2 separate regions of the Homo sapiens genome follow, and region 1 is linked to region 2. A link is a loop called in an ENCODE intact Hi-C map of the cell type or tissue named here. Cell type or tissue: Caco-2. All regions are shown on one strand. Each heading gives the region's core, and the rest is flanking DNA. Links, peaks and the distances in the headings are about the cores only.

Region 1 (10,293 bases), core at 1,356-9,355, 73 kb before region 2:
GCCTAGGGATTCTTGCTATTGCATGCATGCTTGTCTTAGACGGAAAGCTGGGGGAGGCACAGGACTTTCTGTCCGAAATGTTTTGTGCAGTGCTCAGCATGGTTCACCTCTCCTCACTGCCCCAGTATGATGATTTCTGCAAGAGTTTATCCTGATGATTCTATTTCCCCACTTTATAAAGGTGCCTAGAGTCCTAGAGAGCTAGAGATGGAGGGAAATTCAGATCATCTAAACCCTTCAGCCCTTCACTGGACAGAAGAGGAAACTGAGGCTCCATCTGCATGACGTTCCCAGAGTCACGGCACAAATTCATGGAAGAAGCAGCAGGAAACTCAGTTCTCCAGTCTGGGTCCAATGTGTGTTTTAGAAATATCTCCACAGGGTTAATGACTCAATTTTTCATGCATGATTGCTAGTAATGACAATCATGTTATGTTTGTTTCTGTAGCTTTGGAAATCACTCCTTCCACTTGAGTTTCAGGTCCCAACTGTCCACACCTGCAGGAGTGAGGTTTTGCTGAGACTGATAAGGCACTCACATTTTGTGGGAGTTGAATTGTCTCTGTAGCCTAGAATCTAGATTTTTTTCCCTCCTCTGCTCTCAGTGAACGGAGAATTCCATCTCGGTACAATCTGTGAACCATTCTGCAGTAAGATTGTCATCGTCTCATTCATACTACCTGGTCGGTAACACAAAGGGCTGTAATTGATGTGGTTCAGAGACTCACATCCAAGCAATAAAAATGAATCCCTTATGGTGGTCTGCAGCAACGCAAATGGATCCAGTGTCTGGCTTTAATGGGAGTGGGGAAATTGCTAACAGATGACGGTAACTTTCAGAGACAGACAGACACAGAGAGAGAGAGAGAGACTCTGGCCTTCCAGCTGAAACCACTTCTGATGGCAGCTCTTCCTCCCACATGTGCCTCACAGACGTCGAATATTTACGGGATGCCCTGAGCCCAGCCCTGCTCAGGGTTTAACAGCAGGGGCCATGTGTGTGTGACGGCTGAGGTCACGCAGTCGTTCATTTCAAGCTGTAGAGACATTTGGTTTTAAAAACCCCAGTGCCTCCACTGGGATTGGCTTTCGGAGAAGAAAAACAGCTCCTGAGTTCTTTTCCTGTCCAAGCCCGGGTGGGATCATGCTGCATTGCCAGCCTCCATTAACCCTTTGGGGCTGAGAAAGTTCTTAAACCTTGTGACTTTCTCCCGGTGATTTTTGCCTTTTTGAGGAAGCTGTGTGAGCTGCAGTGATTTCCTGTGAGCTCAATGAAAATGTGTCTGATGTGTATGCACCTGAGCTAGAAAGCCCAAAGACTGCTAAGAAGCCATGTGAGGGCTCAGAAACAAACATGTTGGGGCTTCGAAAGCCTGTTTTTGGAACCACTTTCCCTGTCTGCAAGGCAGAGGGAGGGAGGTACTCTGTTATTTCTAAGTCTCTCTTGAGCTCTTACACTGTGCAAGCCCATGAACGTATTTAATCGTGCATTAGACAATTGTTTTTAATCTATGCCCTGCCTCTCCCAAGATCAACCTTTCCCTGAGATCGGGGCCCCCTCTGGGTGCACAGGGATATTTTTATTTTTTGAGTTGGAGTTTTGCTCTTGTCACCCAGGCTGGAGTGCAATGGCATGATCTTGACTCACTGAAACCTCTTCCTCCCGGCTTCCAGTGATTCTTCTGCCTCAGCCTCCCAAGCAGCTGAGATTACAGGCATGCACCACCACACTCGGTTAATTTTTGTATTTTTAGGAGAGATGGAGATTCACCATGTTGGCCAGGCTGGTCTTGAACTCCTGACCTCAGGTGATCCTCCCGCCTTGGCCTCCCAAAATGCTGGCATTATAGGCGTGAGGCACCGTGCCCAGCCCATAGGGATATTTTTATATACTTTCCTGCCCCATGGGTCAACTGTTCTTGAACCAAAGAAACAAGAGGCGGGGAAGTTATAGGAAGCTTTTAAAATATGCTTCTGTGCAGCACTGCTCGCAGCGTGTCACAGATGTGCGGTATTGGAAGACGAAGGTGAAACTGCATGGAGATGATTGTGTGGGGGATGAGGAGGTGGTGGGTAGGGGACTTGGCTTTCTTCACACAAAGACATCCAGGCAAATGGTAAGTCCAAAAGCCGTGTGACAGATAATGGCCATTGTTCCTGCAGGGTGACTCTTTTCTTTTCTTTTTTTTCTTTTTGAGGCGGAGTCTCACTCTGTCATCTATGCTGGAGTGCAATGGTGCGATCTTGGCTCACTGCAACTTCCGCCTCCCAGGTTCAAAGTATTCTTTTGCCTCAGCCTCCTGAGTAGCTGGGATTACAGGTGCCCACCACCACGCCCAGATAATTTTTGTATTTTTTTTAGTAGAGACAGGGTTTCACCATGTTGGCCAGGCTGCTCTTGAACTCCTGACCTCGTGATCCGCCCGCCTCAGCCTCCCAAAGTGCTGGGATTACAGGCGTGAGCCACCATGCCCGGTGACTCTTTTCAGTCCAAAGAGTCATCATTGTCACTAGACCACCTTTGAACATGGACAGCAACAGCACTATCTAATATTAACTTTCCCTGAATCAATACCCTCGTTTGACAAATTATAATTTAACAAAAATATGTTTATGTGTAGAAAAAAGACTAGAAGGATGCAGTGTCTCCGTGGGTGAGAAAACACGTGATTTCTGTTTTATTCTCACTCACTTATATTTTCTAAATTTCCTACTGAAAATGTTAATGAATTATTTAGGTAATGAGAACACAATCTTAATCATGTTTAATTGGTTCATAAGGAACGACAGAGCTTGGCAGCTTCTTGCAGGGTGCTTTCTGCCATCCCCAGCTGAGACACCAGTGGGGCTCGGAAGCTGCCCTCCAATGACAGCTGGTGATGACGGGGACACGGCCAGCTCCCTTCTCCTCCCTCTCCGTTGTGATCCGGGCAATTCCATGTACTCCTTTTCCTAAATCAAGAACACTCTTGATTTCTGGCATTAATACCAGCTCCTGACATAGGACCATGTTGCTCCCTCCTTCAAATCTTTCAGACTTCCCTGCACCGTGGCCCTGAAGGGCCCTCCCCTCCTTCCATGGCACTGAGCTTCCAAAGAGCATGGTGGACACCAGGCCACACTCTTTCTTGTGCTGTCCTCTTAATATTTCAGGTCCATTTGTCGGCCACGCCTCCCCGAACCTTCCCACATACCACCTGAGAGAGAGTGGGAATCATGCCATCTCTTCCATTAATGGTAAAGTTAGTACTAATGGTCTAGCTTGGTGCTTCATGTATATTAAGCTCTGAGAAATAAAGGCAAAATGCAGCTGTGTTTGAACTGCACAGATAGCATCGTGCCTGGATCCTGAGAATCTATAAGATGAAGACTTCAAAGCACGGTGGGCAGTTTGCCAAATATCCGAGGAAGAGAAAGTTTCCGGAAAGCAGGGGTCTAACCCCTAGGAGCAGGCATGCATGGGGGCTGGGTGGGAATCCATGCTGGCCTCCATCACCTGTTCACATGTGTCCCTGGGTGGCCGTGGAGAAGTTGTTGCTGGGTAATGGGGGGCTGGAGGTGCTCCCAGCAGGAAGCCCGACGGGAAGTGCAGGCTAGGGTTTTCCTCGGGTACAGGAGAAAGGGAATGGGAAGGATCTTCTCTGAGGTACAACAGGCAAGAACATGGTCCAAGATCCTGTGACCAGCATTGGTCCAAGCTCAGTCGACATAAGCTCCTAGCAGCGGTGGCATCTGGAGTTTGGAGGTTGTGAGTCCCTGCACCAAGTGGCTCCAGCCTGAGTCTCTGCCACGTTCTAGGGATACATCTGCCAAGGTGTGTGTTTGTGTGTGTGTGTGTGTGTAGTGTGCGCGTGCACGTGCAGAGGCCACACAGAGGCTGGGCTGGGGGCTGATGCAGCCTTCCCTTTGCTGCTAGCCCTGCTCCGGCTCACTCATCTCCCACAGCTGTCAGGAAAGAGAGCAGCAGGTGAAAGCAGGCCCGGCTCCTTGTTCCTGGGGAGGCTTAGCTACACCAGCCACCCCTCTGCCTGCCGTGTGGACCTCCAGCTCAGCATTGTCCCTGCAGGAGGCCAGCCCTTGGGGCACCTGGGCCTGGAAGGCTGAGGTACTGCACCCACCCTTGAGGGTTCCCCGCATCTATGCCAGGAACACTGCCTTGGGCTTCCTGAGGGGCGCCGTGAGATACAGGGACAGATGCGGGCAGCCCTCTGGGAGCTCAACTGGGGCCCTGCGGGCTGTGGGGTCAGAGAGCGCATTCCACCTCTGCAGGCCGCCCTGTCACCCAGCAGGGCAGCCTGCGGCACTTAGTGTCTCTGGTTGGTTTGTCAGCTGCACCTCCCTGAACCTTCCAGCGCGCCACGTGAGAGTGGCAATCACATTCTCTCTTCCCCTTTAAGTTAGCGCTAATGGCCTAGTGTAGTGCTTCATGTATATGAAGCCTCAAAAAGTAAATGCAAAATGCACCTGTGCTTGAACTGCACAGACAGCATCATGCCTGGATCCTGGGAATAAGGATCTTATTATTCCCTGGATCCTGGGAATGATAAGATGAAGACTTCCAAGCATCCTGGGCAAAGCTCGACAGATAGGACAGAGAAAAAGAAAGACATGTGAACACCAGGGCGTAGCCCCCAGGAAGGGACACATGTGCGGGAGAAGGGAGGAGCAGGCGTTAAAGCGGGGCAGCCTGGAGGGCCTGGGTGAGGAGTTGAGTCTGGATGCTGGGGCTGCACTCACCCCGCCAGTCTGAAGGGTTCCTGGGCTTTCTCACCCTCCTGACCCCGCCCTCCCCCTGGCCCCTGGAGCGGGAGGGCTTCTGGCTCTGCTTCCTGCTCGAGTGCCCTCCACTCCATCTCTTTGTCATTGCCTTACTTTTTGGGGTGAGTACGAGGACAGAGTTGTAAGACAGTAGATGAACAGTACAGTGAGGTCTGAGACTAGGGGTGCATTTTGGAGAAGGGAGGCAGTTAGGGAGGGCCTGGAGCCCCCAGATCGGGAGAAGGAGGATAGGATAGTATAGAAAGCCAGGAAAAATCTAATCAAGCATAGCATCCAGTTACACTTCAGGTAAAATTCATGAGTCCTATCAAAAAGGCCTGGGGTTGGTTGCAATTAAGGGAGAGCAGCCCCCTCCCATGTGTGGGGTCCCCCGAAACCAGCCAGAGAGCCCCACTGGCAGGAATGGGAGGGTTCCAGGGAGGGGGGGCGCGGTGGGGGCTGGGGCTTGCCTACTGCCGGGTGGAGATTTTCTTTTTCCCTCCCCTGAGGGCCTTTTTCCTTCATGCTGGGTCTCTTTGGAGCAGGTTCGGGAAGTGAGTGGTGAGATGCCACGGTTTACCCCCAAACTTCTGCCTCACCAGCATTTGGAATTCCTGGTGTCAGCCCACTGCTCACTGAACGTTTTGCAAAGACGACATTTCATGAGACTGCTTAAATCAGCCACAAGGGGCCTGCCTGGGTTTGCTTGATCAGATTCTCTAGTCTGGAAACTGTGGGGTGAGGCCCAGCTTTGTGGCCAGATCAGGGCCCTGGAGATGACTTCCTGCCTTTATTCTTTCTAGCTGTGGTCCACCCTGCCCTACATCCAGATTAATCTTTGGAAAACCCCTACCGCTGTTCCTACCGCCATCCCCCTCCCTTTAAAACCTCTGACTCACCCACTACCCACAGGATTGAGACTAAGCTCTTTCCCTGGGCTTCAAGGCTGTCCCCAATTCCTCTCCCACCTTGTGATCCCTCCAGCGCCCCCTTACAGTTCACCCAGCCAGGAAGACGTCTTCATCAGGTCCCCACGAGCCCTGCCTGCTTCCACCCTCAGACCTCTGCTTCCACGCTTTCTCCATGCTGAAGGGAAGCTCAAATTCCATTCATGTCCCAAATCCTCAATGAAGCCTGCCCCGAACAACCTCGGCTGTGATAACCCTTCCCGGAACTTCCATCCCTGCTGTTATTGCAGCAACGCCTGTTTGCTTCTTACCGTTTGTTGCACTGGAAAGCCATAGATTTTTTTGATTCACGTATTCTCTCTAACTAGATAAGAATTCTGTTTTGGTTAAGGACTGTATCTCACACATAGGAGGCTCTGGTGCATGCACTTAATAGTTTCGCAACCCTAAGTGGGGCTTAGGGACAACAAGGCCACTAGGAACCAGGGCTGAGAGGGCTCAGAGGAGGTGGCCTCACATCTCAGGCTCTGGGATGATGCCTGATGAACTGGGGGCTGACAGGAGTCCCAAAGCACTGACTCCTCAGCCGCCGCAGATCAGAGCCTCGGGCTGGGGCTGGGCCATCAGGAATTGCTACAGGTGTTAGGTTGCAGCAGACAGAACCTTTCACCTTGGTTGTTTTCCGTGGAATACTATGTCAAGGAACCTTTGGAAACCAGAAGCAGGGCTGGGAATTGGGCAATGGGAGGGGACCCGCCCACCAGTGCTGCAGATGTGGGTGATGGTGCCTCCAGGACCAGCGGTGCCTGGGCTTCCTGTGCCTCACCCGGGCGCATCTCTGCACGGGCAGAACCTGCCCTCCTGGAGACTGGGCTCACCGGTCACCAGCAAGTCACTCCCCACCCACCTCCTCCCAGCCAAACCTTTGAGTGGCAGGAGGTGTCTTGTGGTTCCGCAGAGCCAGCCAGAGGCCCTGCAGGTGGGGTGAGGGCCTCCAGTGAAATCCACCTGCTCTGCCTCCTGCTTCTCAGTATTGCAACCCCCTTCCCGGTTCCGCTTTCTCTGCTGTTCCTTTTGTTCCTACCTCTGGCTAACCCAGCTTTGTCCCAAGCTGTCAACTCCATCATCTCCCCATTCCCAAGTGCCTCCGAGGGGCACCAGGAAAGCATGTGGGACCCATCCTGGCTGCCCAATAAATGGGCTTCAAAATAGCTTTGCTTAAGCTCCCTGGGGACACTCAGCCTCCCTGGCTCCTACTCCCCCATTTCTCGGTCACACAGTCCCAGCTGTGCCCAGGGAGAGGTTGTCACTCAACAGCCTGGGGCACAAGCCTATTTTTAGGTAGCCCCTGGTCTTCCCCAGCCACCTCCCCAAGAGCCCTCAGGTCCACCCTCCTGGGCTGACAGTGGCTGCATGTCCCTGGGTCTCCTTTAGGAAAGGTGGCCTCGGCTAGAAGCGTCCCGTGCCTAGCAGAGGAAACAGACAGGGAGTAACAGGAGAGGGGTCTTCTGGACAGAGAGGAAGTACTTGCTAAGTTCTGGGTGGGTTCTATGTGGAGTGGAGTTGGGGGACAACTGAGGCTGGTGACACCTGCCTTTATTCTGACTACAGGGGGTCCCAGAAGGCTGGGAAGGGGCCCCAAATTCAAAGAGGTTCTTTCCCTCAGGGCTGTGCAATTCTGTCGAATTCCTCATGACTCTCCTCCTCGCTTCCCTCACCAGTACATGGGTGGCCTTACTTGGTGGTAGGGCATAAAAGGGAAAAGCACTTGGAATGAGCGGCAGAGTGGCTGCCCTTTGATGGATCGCTTCTCTGGGTCTCAGTTTTCACATCTGTCCAGTGGGCATAATGAAATTCCAACCCCATCTATTGTGCAGGGTTGCTGTGAAAACACAACCTCGTACCTGAGGTCACAATGCCAGTGGGACATGATGTGTTTGCGTCACCTTCAAAATGCCCTCTGGTTTCTGGACAGGGATGCAGGAACAGTCCAGCACTGGAGAGAAGCTGCCTACTAGCTGAGTGCAAAGCCACGAGGGTGGTGCCTGTCACCTCGTCATTTTTCCAGTAGAGTCACACGTCAGTCTTCACCCACCGGTCTCTGAGGGCCCCTGGGTGAGGACCCCAAGTCTACGGTAGGAGGGGGCGCCTGGCTGTCATATTCTGCAGAGCAGACCTTGCTCTAGTGAACACTGAGGGTCTCTCGAAATGAAACTCTGATGTCAGTGCTCAAAGTCAACCCCCCAACAGGGGCAAGGAGGGGAATAAACAACAGCCAGGCCTGGGGAGCGCTCGCCCCTCCTGCCATGCGTGGCGTGTGAGTGAAGCCCCTGCCAGCATCAGGCCTCTGACATTCCCGAGGACATGGCTGCAGCCCCCGGAGGTGCTCCTGGTCCTGGAGCAGCCCCACCTGGTCCCAGGGGCTCAGGCTAGGTGAGCTGTGAGAGGGGAACTCAGAGCCAGCCCGGCCAGTGCCAGCTGTTGTTCCCCCGCCAGCTTGGCATCTCGAGGAGGGGTCATAACAAAAGAGACAGGGCCACTCCCTGAGCTGCAAGTTCTGGCCGGGAATCCAGTGGCGTCTGGGGGCCCCGCAGACAGCAGCCTGCCTTTCATGTGCTGAGCTGGGGGCCTGGAGGAAACATTTTCCATGCCTGCTGCCAAATTTCCTCAAAGAACAATGCAAGAGAAGATGCTGTTTTGCAGTCAGGGAAGCTGGAAGGGGGCGGTGGTGCAGGTTTCAGGAAGGTCAGAAGTCAGGCCATGAGCCTCTGGGAAGCTGCGCCCCCTCCCCTAGTAGAACAGGCATCCTGAGACTGTTCCCCTCCCGTGCCCAGGCCCTTCTCAGGGCAGGAGCTGCCGTCATTGTCATTTGCAGGGCACTTGGGCGGGTTGTAGGAAGCGGCTGCCCCAGCAGAGATGGCTGGTTTCCCCTGCTTCCCAGAGCTGTGGTGTCTAATTAGTGAGATGGAGGTGAAGGACACCTCTCAGTCATTGCTGCTGCTGCGAACAGCTGCCAACGTCATCACAAGGCATTTGTCAGGGGCCTGCAGGACTCACTGTAAGATGTGTGAACCCAAAAGTATCTGAGACAGGTCTCAATCCATTTCGAAAGTTCATTTTGCCAAGGTTAAGGACATGCCCGTGACACAGCCTCAGGAGGTCCTGACAACAGGTGCCCAAGGTGTTTGGGACTCAGCTTGGTTTTATACATTTTAGGGAGACATGAGACATCAATCAATATGTGTGAGATGTACATTGGTTTGGTCCAGAAAGGTGGGGCAACTCAAAGTGGGGGCTCCCAGGTTATAGGTAGATAAGAGACAAACAGTTGCATTCTTTTGAGTTTCTGATTAACTCAAATTAGCCTTTCACTGAATACACAATTTACATGTGAGAGAGGGGTAGGGGAACAATCACTGATGCCTCAGTCTGGCTCAGTGAATCTGCGTTTTTACATAGACAATAGAGCAGAGGAAACCATCACATATACACTGGTCTCATATGAACAGAGGGATGACTTTGAGTTCCATCTGTTCTTTGTCCACGAGGAATTTCCTTGTGGGTAAATTGTGAGCAAGGTATGTAAATTTTTGTCTGTGTAGTGATCTTATTTACGAATAAAATAGGAGGCAGGTTTGCCTGATGCAGTTCCCAGCTTGACTTTTCCCTTTGGATTAGCGATTTTAGGGTCCCAAAATGTATTTTCCTTTCACAGATGTTTTATGAAGACACTATCTCTGCTTTCTAGAAGATTCTAGTCTACATGGAAAAGGCAAGCAAGCATGGCAGAGTGAAAGGCAGCACTGTGGGTTAAGACCATGGACTCTGGAGTTTGCTGCCTGGTCTAAATCCCTAGTTACTTATGGGTCATGTACCATGCCTCAGTTTACCCCTCCAAAAATGAGGATGAAGATAACAACAGTGTCTCCTTTATGGAGTTGTTATAAGGATGAAATGAGTCACTGTTTGCAAAGCTCTTAGAACAGCATCTGGCGTCACACACCTGCAGTGTTTGCAAAATAAATAATACAAGAGTAAAATACAAAATTGGGCCTTGACAACTGGGATGAGACCACATTTAGTTTTGAAGATGAGGTTTGGCAGTTTTCCATCATGAGGGTTTTTTTTTCTAAGCATGGTTTCCATTGCTCCAAATCTGTTTTGGGTTTGTGGGAAAGGCAAATGGGAAAGAATGTGATTCTGAAATGCAGGGAACTTTACAAAGCTTTCAAAGATCACAGCTTCACCTTCCCGAGAGCAACTCCTGAAAACAGAGACCTGTGTTTCTGCAAAGCACTGTGCAAGTCGCCTCTCCAACAAGTCTGGGTGGATGGAGAAGTTTCCAGGCTCCCCTGAAATCAACACTCTCGTGTTGATGGGGAGAAATTAAGAACAAGAGGATTTGGCTAAGGTCCCAGCGTGCGATGGCGTCTGAGCTGAAGTGCTGGGCTGCCTACAGAAATCTCTTCTAGAGATTGAGCTGGAGTAGGATTTCTCTCCTCTGAACAAGTAGATGATTATACAATGTTCCATTCTCAGGGGGTAAAGCCCTCTCCAGTCTTCCCAAGACCCAGTGAAGAAGAAGAGAGGGTTCCTAGCTAAGGAAGGGAGACAAGGGTGGTGGCTT
Region 2 (10,293 bases), core at 1,050-9,049:
TTAATAGTGGATACTTTGGATAATAGGATTATAAGTGCTTTTAATTTTCTTATAAATGTAGTATCTTTGCTCATTTAAAAATGTTTTATATTTGCCATATATCATTTCTATTATTAGGGGAAATGACTGAAGATTCAAAAACCATCCCTGATAAAAAATATTCCATATCTTACTGAACTCCCAATATTCTTTCTCTTTCTCTGAGGTTAGGTAATGTGGAGGGCCTGGTAATATTGTCAGCTTTATATCTCTCAGAGATATGAGACTATGGTGAGCATAGCTATTATTATGTATAGAAAAGCAGAATAATTAATAGCCAATAACCACACCCCCTATTTGACTGCCAGAGTGACCATCTAGTGGAAAAGATGCTATGAAGCATTTTTCTTCTACTTTCCCTGCCTAGGGGCTGGAGAGACTTCTTCATGAAGGAATACAGGGACAGTCACAGGAGACAGGAGCACCAAGGGATTCGGACATGTGGCTGACACAGTCTTCTGGAGAGCCCCGGATGGCATCAGGGGGAAACCTGGCCTGAGACAGTGCCCTGATGGACAAGGACAGGAATACGGTCATACCTCCTGCCCACTTGACCAACGACCAGGATGAGAAGCCAACAGGTAACTGCTGGTTTCTGGGTCATGGCTCTGTGGCTCAAACATTAGCTTTTACCTAAATGTCCTTCTCAAAAAGGCACACTGAAAGAGGACTCAGTGCCAGGTGCAGTGGCTCACACCCATAATCCTACCACTTTGGGAGGCCGAGGCAGGCCTGAACTTGAGGTCAGGAGTTCGAGACCAGCCTGGCTGACATGGTGAAACCTCTACTAAAGGTCTCTACTAAAAGTACAAAAATTGGCCAGGCATGGTGGGTGGTGCCTGTAATCCCAGCTACAGCTACTTGGGAGGCTGAGGCAGAAGAATCACTTGAACCAGGGAGGGAGAGGTTGCAGTGAGCCAAGATCGTGCCACTGCACTCCAGCCTGGGAGACAGAGCAAGACCCTGTCTCAAAAAAAAAGAGGACTCAGAATTTTAAACAGCGTTGCTTAGTGCAAAGTGACTCACAGAGGACCAGGACCGCCTTACGATGGGCCATACTGTTGCAACTCGCTGGTTGGGAAACTGTGACAGAGGGAATGTTTTTTATTTTCTGTTTAACTCTCTCCCTGCAGCCTCTCACCCCAATATAGCAACTCCTTTCCCTACAGAATAGATATTATTTTGGTCTCAGGATACATTTAAACATTTAAAAATTATTGGGGACTCCAAAGAGCTTGTGTTTATGTGGGATATATATATATATATATATATACTGTGTTTGCAACTAAAACCAAGAAATATTTAAATATTTAAGTATATTTTTATATATTTATAACTTAATAGAAATAAACCCATTACTTGTTCACATAAAACCATATTTTTCAGCAATCCCATTACTGGGTACATACCCAAAGAAATATAAATTGCTCTATTATAAAGACACATGCACGCGTATGTTCATTGCAGCACTGTTCATAATAACAAAGTCATAGAATTAACCAAATGCCCATCAATGATAGACTGATAAAGAAAGTGTGGTACGTATACACCATGGAATACTATGCAGCCATAAGAAAGAACGAGATCATGTCCTTTGCAGGGACAGAGATGGAGCTGGAGTCCATTATTCTTTCAAACTAATGCAGGAACCAGATACTGCGTGTTCTCACTTATAAGTGGGAGTTAAATGATGAGAACACATGAACACAACACACACTGGGGCTTACTGGAGGGTGGAGGGTGGGAGGAGTGAAAGGATCAGGAGAAATGGCTAATGGTACTAGCCATTAATACTTGGGTGATCAGGCCGGGTGCGGTGGTTCACGCCTGTAATCCCAGCACTTTGGGAGACCGAGGCGGGCGGATCACGAGGTCAGGAGATCGAGACCATCCTGGCTAACACAATGAAACCCCGTCTCTACTAAAAATACAAAAAATTAGCCGGGCCTGTAGTCCCAGCTACTTGGGAGGCTGAGGCAGGAGAATGGCGTGAACCAGGGAGGCGGAGCTTGCAGTGAGCAGAGATCGTGCCACTGCACTCCAGCCTGGGCGACAGAGCAAGACTCCATCTCAAAAAAAAAAAAAAAAAAAACTTGGGTGATAAAATAATCTGTACAACAAACCCCCATGATACAAGTTTACCCACGCAGCAAACCTGCACTTGTGCCCCTCAACTTAAAATAAAAGTTAAAGAAAAACAACATTTTTAAATGAAAAATCAGTATTTTCCAAGACAAGGAATAGGGAGAAGAGTAGCGTTTTACAAAGTAGTTTTGCAAATATCTTTCATGCTTGGCTTTCCAGAAGCAAATCTGCATCTATGCTCAATCTGTGGCAAAATGTTTTGGAGTGTATGATTACCCAGCCTCACACAGGTATGCAGCTGGGGAAGGAGGGAGCATTTGAATAGTCTTGTCAAAAAATTGTGGATATTCTTCTTTGATACTACATCAAAATTTGACAAGTGGTAGTTTCTGAAAGATGAGTTGCAGTGTGGAATCTGAGACCATGTCAGAGACCTTTTCATACTGTTAAATGAAAATCCATTGGTTTCTTTTGCCCTTTGAACAGATCTGTTACCTGTGCATGGTTTTGTAATGCCATGCATTGGTCACTTGGAAAATACTGGTTCACTGGTTGAACAATTACATACATAACATTTAAAAATCCCATTCATTAGGTCAGGTATGGTGGCTCACACCTGTGATCTCAGCACTTCAGGAAGCCGAGGTGGGAGGATTGCTTGAATCTAAGAGTTCAAGACCAGCCTGGGCAACATAGTGAGATCTCGTCTCCACAAAAAATTGAAAAATTAGCCAGGTGTGGTGGTGTGTGCCTGTAGTCCCAGCTACTTGGAAGGCTGAGGCAGGAGGAGGATTGCTTGAGCATGGGAGAGAGATCGAGGCTGCAGTGAGCTGTGATCATGTCATTGAACTCCAGCCTGGGTGACAGAGTGAGACCCTGTCTCAAAAAAAAAACACACATTCATTAATGTCACCACCAATCTCATTAGAAAAGCTGCTAAGTACTGGAGAGGCTCAAGTTCACGGTGACAAATACAAAATTTCAAAAATTCCAATTTTCATTCAGAAGCTCAAAAATTTTTAATGGCCACAAATACTGTCAGTTGTTTTCCTTGAAGTGACAGGCTCACTTCATCCATTCTCGAAAAGATGTCTGCCAAATACTAGGTCTGAGTGATCATGGTTTGTCCATCCGCTGTTCTTTCCAACAAAAAAGATGTTCCATGAAAAAAGCTCACCTTGCTACTCATTTAGTCAATCACACAATGCTTTCCTCATGACAATCATCACACTTCAATATCAGCAGACTATTAAAAATGTACAAGTAAGCTTTGAAATTTAATAAAAATAATTCTGCTGCTCCAAGGATATTTTTAAGTGCAACCAGCTTTTTTGTTTGTTTGTTTGTTTAATGAGACAATGTGGAGTGGAGAGCGTCATGATGCCTAGCACAGGGTTCCTAATTCATGCTAAGGCACTGGTTTTACCCCTGTTGCTTTTGACCTCAGCGCAAATATCAACACAGTGAAAAGGGGAAAAAACACTGGTTTATTGTGAAAAAGTTTTGACCTCTCAGGCCCTCAGTAAGGGTCTTGGGACACCCTATTCCCAAAGAGATCCATGGAACAGGCTTTGAGAGCCAGGTGCCTGGGGTGCTGGGACTCAGGAGTGTGAACTGGGTGTAGAATTCCCTGGGCTGCAGGCATCAGGTAAGGACTCTGGAATTGTGGTGGGACAGTGCTGGCCTTGCAGAGAATAGTATTAACAAAGAATCCAATAGATACAGATAGAAGGAACCCCTACCCCACCCCCCACACACACCAACTGCAGCTGCTTTCTTTGAAAACTAGAAACCCTAAAGCCAGAAGGCCCAAGGTGATTTGCTTTTCCCCCCATGAAGTGGTGTTGTAATAGCCTTTGTTAAGAAGAATTTGTTAAGTGTCCTTTTAAATGTGCCTCTCCTGCTGGGTGATATAAAGATATGAAGATTCTCCAATCTTTAGCCAGTTCCATTCCTGTGTCCCTGCTGGAATGGGTGTGGCTGAGTAGTTCTGAACGCTCTCTCTTTTCCTTGATAAAGCCATCCACCAGCCCTAACACCTGCTCATCAAATTCCTTCCTCCCCAGTGTAAATATTAGCACTTTTATGTAACTGAACCCAGCTTCGGCTGCTCACCGCTTGAAAGCTGGACTCAAGAGACAAGTGCTGGTGGGAGGAAAAGCAGGTTTATCTGGAGAGCCAGCAAATAAAGGAGATGGTGGTGAGCTAGTGTTCTAAACCATTATACCATCTCAAAAATTTCAGGCTCGTCGGGGTTTGTTTTTTTTTTTTATGGGAGGGGGATATGGGGAAGAAGGGAGGATTAGCATCAAAAGGTGATTGAGGACTGCAGACATCTGGGTGCCCGTGAGGGTCCGAGGAGTTTGGGAACTTTTTTGTCCTTGGTGAGGTCACAAGGACCTGCTGTAAACCTTTAACAACACAGTTAATTGTTTATATGCTTTACTTTTAATCTCAGAGTGAGTTTCAAAAACTATAGTTTTTGAACTATATATATATACATATATATACACACATATATATGTATATATATACACACATATATACGTATATATACGTATATATACTATATATGTGTTGAAACTATATATAGTTTCAACACATAGTAAATCTTTAACAACACATGCAAGGACTCCTGTAAATCTTTAACAACACATAGTTAATTGTTTATATGCTTTACTTTTAATCTCAGAGTGAGTTTCAAAAACTACATGATTTCTGTGTTTATGTATTATCTCGGTGCTCTAAAATTATCCTAGCATCTGTGCAGGAATGGGTAAAGGCCCCTTAAACAAAAATGGAGTTAGTTATGTTCGTTCTTTTACTGTTTCACGGTTACATTTATAATGTAAGACATGGATTTGCTGACTATCCTTTGTGTTATGTCTCCATGTCACAGATGATGAATATGAATTAAAGTTGGACAACTAGCAAGTTTAAAACTTGGACTGGGACCTAGATCTTCCGATTCCTACAGCTAGCCTCCCTTTCCATCTTCTCTGTGGTCATCACTAATGCAGTTTTTGACCGTCTTGTCCAGAAGCTGCAAAACAGACAACAGAAGCCAGGACTGGCCCTGCCTTAGATGGCTTTCAGTGCAGGAAAGTATCAAGACAGTCTTGTTCGTAGCGTATATCTCTCTCCACCTTTTCTGCTAAGCACCTCATGTATGCAGCTGCCAATGTAACACCTCCATTTGCGTGTTTAATCACCATCTCAAGCTAATGTAACCAAGCAGACTTCTTGGCCTTCATCCCTGCCTCCTCTAGTCTTCTCATCTCTCTCTCTCTCTCTCTCTTTTTGAGACAGAATTTGGCTCTGTTGCCCAGGCTGGAGTGCAGTGGCACCATCTTGGCTCACTGCAACCTCTGCCTCCTGGGCTCAAGCCATCCTCCCAACTCAGCCTCCTGAGTAGCTGGGTCTTCCCATCTCTTTAAAAAACAATTCAATTGTTCAGAACAAAACCCTGGAGTCATATTTAATTCCTCCCTTCCTCTTGCACTTCTAAACCAATCATTCATCTCTACTTTGAAAATGTTTCTTTATTCATCCAGTGCACCAAGCCACCATCACCTCGAGGCAGGAATATTCAACGGCCTCATAAGTGGTCTCCCTATTTGTGTTATATTCAATGCATGTCTTTTCTTACTCAAAATCCTATAAAGGCTTCTCTTCACCATCCACGACTGTTTCCTGCCTTCCTCACTATGATCCCATCACTGACCCCTCAAGACTATGTTCCAGCCTACTTTCTGCTCCTTGACCAACACCCTTACTCTGATTCCCACTTTTGTGACTTCACATGAGTCCCCTGTCTGCCTGGACACTCTGCCCCCAACCTTGAAGTGCTCACCCTTCCCTGTCACTCAGTTGAAAGTCAAATTCCATTTCCTCATGAGGGCTTCCCTGAATACCCACTTTTAATTAACTCTCTGCCTCCTCCCATCACTTCTGTTTTACCCCCTCTTTTAGTTCCTTCCTATCTTAGTTTCATAAGAGCCAGGGCCGTTTCCGACTTCTTTCCCCGTCAAGCCTCCTTAGATAGGACAGGTCCTCTGCCTCACCGACTTTAATCAGTATTTGCTAAGTAAACAGAGCACAGGAGGATCCTGTTGTCATCAAAGAGCAGCTCTGCCTCCAATGGCGAAAGGATTGTTGGAACCTCATCCTTCCTTCAAGTTCTGGTTCAAAAAATTCCATGCTATGCCTCACATGGCCTTGCCCAGGTGCCTGTTTGATTTGCCTGGGTTGTCTGTTCTTTCTTCCCCACTGTCCTCATTTGCCATGTGGCTCGGTGGTGGCTGGAGACCTCCATGCTGGCCCCTGGGAGCAGCTGCTAAGGCTCGGCGCCTCAGGACACCTTGGCACCTGTGGATATCGACCACCAGGCTTCTCTTCTGTTCATGTCTCTGCAAGAATGAGAACCTGCCCCCATACCATTTGTGCTGTGTAGGCCTCAGGAGGCATGGACTCACGCATCCAGCTTCCTGCAAGCCCTCTGGTACATCGCAGTGTTCACCCCCAGCTTTCTATTACAGCCACCACCCAGGGACTCTGGTGCAGGCTCCTTAGAGAGAGGCCAGGAAACTGCCGAGGTGATAAGTGACAGCAGGTCTCAGGGGAAGAGAGGACTTCTCTCCTTAGTAAAGAACCTGTCGAGGTCGGAAAGACACTCCAGGCTCAAAGCCAAATTTGAAAGTTAGGCTGACAGCCCAACTAGGGCAGATTGGAGGAGCCAGGTGGAGAGAGGATGTGGGGGAGTCAGGAAAGAGGTGGAAGGAGAAGCCTGGAAGAGTGGCTCCGCTCCTGGAGTATGGCCAGCGGCACTTCGTCAGGACCTCGACCTTCACCCACTAGTGGGAGGGTGTTCCTCGCATGACTTGTAGGATCACCTGGGAAACACACAAATGGAAGAATTTAAAAATATCTGCTAGGACACCCCGTGTCCCCCACAACTCATCACAGAGCAAACCCATCACAGAGCAAACTCCTTGGCTACTTCTTGTCTTGGGCCGTCTTTTCATCTGGCCTGTTTGCCTGACTGGACTTTGGGGTCTTTGTTCCCAGCATCAAAATTTCCTACCAGCGACTTTCCATCACAGCTCCCTTCCAGTCTTCTGGAAATTGTCAGATGTGCCTGGATTTGCAGGGCCTGCACAAGATATGCTGTCGATCTGGGATTTTTGGGGATTTTTGCAGTTCACACTCCAATGTGCAACAGCAACCAAACGGAGATGGAGGACGTGAACATGAACTACTGGAGATGCTGATGAAACGTGTGTAAGGACCGCAATGGTATCTGTGTCCTGCTCGTGAAATTGACCAGATACAGCGGCTTCCTTTTGCTTCCGAAGGCCCGGATTGACCTGACAATTGATATGCTTTGCTCTATACTCCAACTCCCATTGACCATGGGGTGAAAGCACCCTTTCTCGGTCAGCCTCACTGCTTCCCCGCAGATGGAGGGATTTTCTGCAGGAGCATGGGCCCTGGGCCTTCCTTTCCCACTGTCTCTTGAAAGCCTCCTCCAGATGTGCTGCCTGGCTCAGCTCTTTGGGTGACTTTTGTTCTGTCTCATGTGACCCATCAAGATTCACACAGGGCTGTGTCCCGGGCAGGGCTGGAGTCGACATTCAGGGAGGAGATCACTGTTCTGGAACAGAGCAGTGATTGGTTTAATTGAAATCTGATAGATCATCATGTAAAAAGCTGGCATGTAAGCATGCTCCCGGAGCCTGCAGGGCCCTGCGCGGCCTCTTGCCTGGCCATCACGTAGAGGCGGTCCTCTTGCATGGTTGGGGGCCTCACCTGCACCACGGGCCCCCAAGCCAAACAGTGAGATTGTACGGAGACCATCCTGGTCAGGTCTTGCAGTTTGCACCAGGTAGCCCCAGGCTATCCTGCCGTGCAAGAGCTGCCTTCTCAGCACAGTGGAGTTCTACGGCTGCCTCGGCTGCAGAGGTCAGCTCTGGAGCCTTGCTGAGCACCTCCATGGATGCATTTTGCAAAGGGCCGAGTAAGAGGCATTAACGTGGCCTGTGCTTAGTTCCTGACAGCAAGCGGGATTAAACCCGGATTAAAGGATCAGCCCTAAACCAAAGCAGACCAGTAATAGGTCTCATGATAAAAGCAGCCAAATAATAATAGTAAAAATCTATTCTTGGACTTATTACTTTCCTGGGAAAAGGGCTATTTCTTGTGAAATATGCAGCGATTGGAACTTTCCCCGACAGCCCACCGTGAGCTCACTCACTGCCCCTGCCTGTGCTGGGGGGTGGTGGGTGGTGAGAGGTGCAAGTGAAGGGTCTGGACAGAGGCAGAGGGAGGAGAGGGGGCAGGGGGATGGGGAGGAAGAATGGGGGGTTCGCTCTGGGATAGCTTCATGATCCACTGAACCTTTCAAACTTGATGCTTGACGTTTTGAAAAAAATGACAGAAAATATGGGCTGGGCACTGTGGCTCACGCCTGTAATCCTAGCACTTTGGGAGGCTGAGGTGGGCAGATCACCTGAGGTCAGGAGTTCAAGACCAGCCTGGCCAACATGGTTAAACCCCGTCTCTACTAAAAATAAGCCAGGTGTGGTGGCACATGCCTGTAATCCCAGCTGCTTGGGAGGCTGAGGCAGAAAAATTGTTTGAATCTAGGAGACAGAGATTGCAGTCAGCCGAGATGCTGCCTCTAAACTCCAGGCTGGGTGACCAAGTGGGGCTCTGTCTCGAAAAAAAAAAAAAAAGTGTACTAGGGGGATGTCGTTGAGGGGCTTAGCCACATGCTACAGATCTTTTTATACCAAGATGCATTCAATGATTAGCTAAGTTGGACAGTTTGTTACTTTAAGCCTCCACAACCAAAGGGGCAAGATAATTATCTCCCAGAGAACAAGTTGATCTTCTTTGAAGGATAAGGAGTTCCCCAAGCAGCAGGAAGAGCTTCTGTTCCCAATTCCAGCCTTTGAAGTTTAAGCTTCAGAAGAAAACCTTAGCATTTAATACAGGAAGGCATGCACGTGTGTGTGCATGTGTTTGTACCCACACATGTGGCTCAAGCTTCCCTGTGACAATGGGTTGCCTGCGGGTAAGCGTGGGATGTGTGGAGAAGGCAGGAGGGTTTAGGGCGTGGGCTCAGTACCCTGATGAGAGATTTAAAGCAGGCAAAGGGATTCGGCAAAGTGCAGCTCCCATTTCATCATTTCTTCAGACCCTGCCTTAGTTATTTACTGCTGTGGTTTTAAACTCTGCTCTTCGAAACCCTTGGTTTCTGCAGAAGTCCTTCGAGAGGTTCGTGGGGGCAAAGGAAGGTGAGGGGCAGGAGCCCAGGCCACCCGGCCTCCTTCCTTTCCCCACGTCTGCTTTCAACTGTTTCATATGCATCATGCAAATCGCAGCTGTCATGGCTCAGGTCCTCATGTGTACAATGGGCGCCATGGCAGCGTCCAGGTCAGAGGGTGACCAGAGTGACATGAATTAAGACACGAGAGGACTCCAAAGAGTGGTCAGGCCTCTCACGTCATAAGATCTCCATAAATGGTCACTATTATTTTGTGTTATTAGGGGTACGCTTTTCATTTGTAAGATGACTTCCATGGGGCCCCACGCCTCATGACCCCGTCTCACCCCCTGCAAATACCATCCCATGGAGAGGCAGGACTTGAGCCTATGAATTTGAGGGGTACACGGTTCAGTCCAAACCTTTTGGTGTTTCTGTGTATCCATTTCTGCATGTGTAAAATGAGGAGAACAGACAGCTTCCGACCTCATCTCCAAAGGCGCACGGAGGAGGTGGAAAGGCCCTCGCCGGAGACTGAGCACTGCAGCCAGCGCAAGGCCGGATTTGCTGCTTCCGCGCGGGGACGCCCTCGGAAAGGTGGCAGGTGCCCACGGCGAGGAAGGGGCGGGAGTGAGGGGTGCGTGGCCCGAGAGAACTCAGTGAAGAAGGCCATTAGGGAGGAAATAAGGGAAACGGGGTGTGCGAAGCTCTGAGCTTTTTCTGCCCGGTTTGGCTGAGGACACGCCACGGGTGAGCATCTGCGCGAGGGGAGCTTGGTGGGTGAGGAAGGAAGAAGACACGATAGAGAACTGGAAGCAAGAAGGGAGGAAACCAAAAGGAACGGGGAGGAGAAAGGGCTTCTCTGGAGCTGCTTGCTTTTCCCAGATTCTCCTGCCATTCCT

Evidence for each region. Hi-C counts contacts between places; a loop is a spot of excess contacts. Peaks named below come from ENCODE experiments on the same cell type or tissue, not always from the same donor. Only the 100,000 strongest peaks of a DNase experiment are listed, where the experiment ranks them.
Region 1: it touches region 2 in a loop (2.0-fold over the local background); 3 of 110 quality-filtered maps call a loop at or near these places.

Annotation. Positions count from the first base shown.
Region 1 is chr10:5,585,468-5,595,760 of GRCh38, reverse strand. It overlaps LASTR (lncRNA associated with SART3 regulation of splicing), which reads left to right. Exons shown (of 2, transcript NR_134491.1): 2 at 182-777. Among named protein-coding and RNA genes, the nearest start is that of LASTR, 5.5 kb to the left of the region's middle. RefSeq lists enhancers at 6,238-6,407, 7,533-8,340, 10,023-10,293. In Caco-2, for the core only: no CTCF peak of the experiment used is centred there; DNase peaks (open chromatin) are centred at 4,230, 5,456 and 6,289.
Region 2 is chr10:5,512,243-5,522,535 of GRCh38, reverse strand. CALML3-AS1 (CALML3 antisense RNA 1) reads left to right here. Exons shown (of 3, transcript NR_120497.1): 2 at 407-620; 3 at 5,024-8,292. Among named protein-coding and RNA genes, the nearest start is that of CALML3, 7.6 kb to the left of the region's middle. In Caco-2, for the core only: no CTCF peak of the experiment used is centred there; DNase peaks (open chromatin) are centred at 4,185 and 6,215.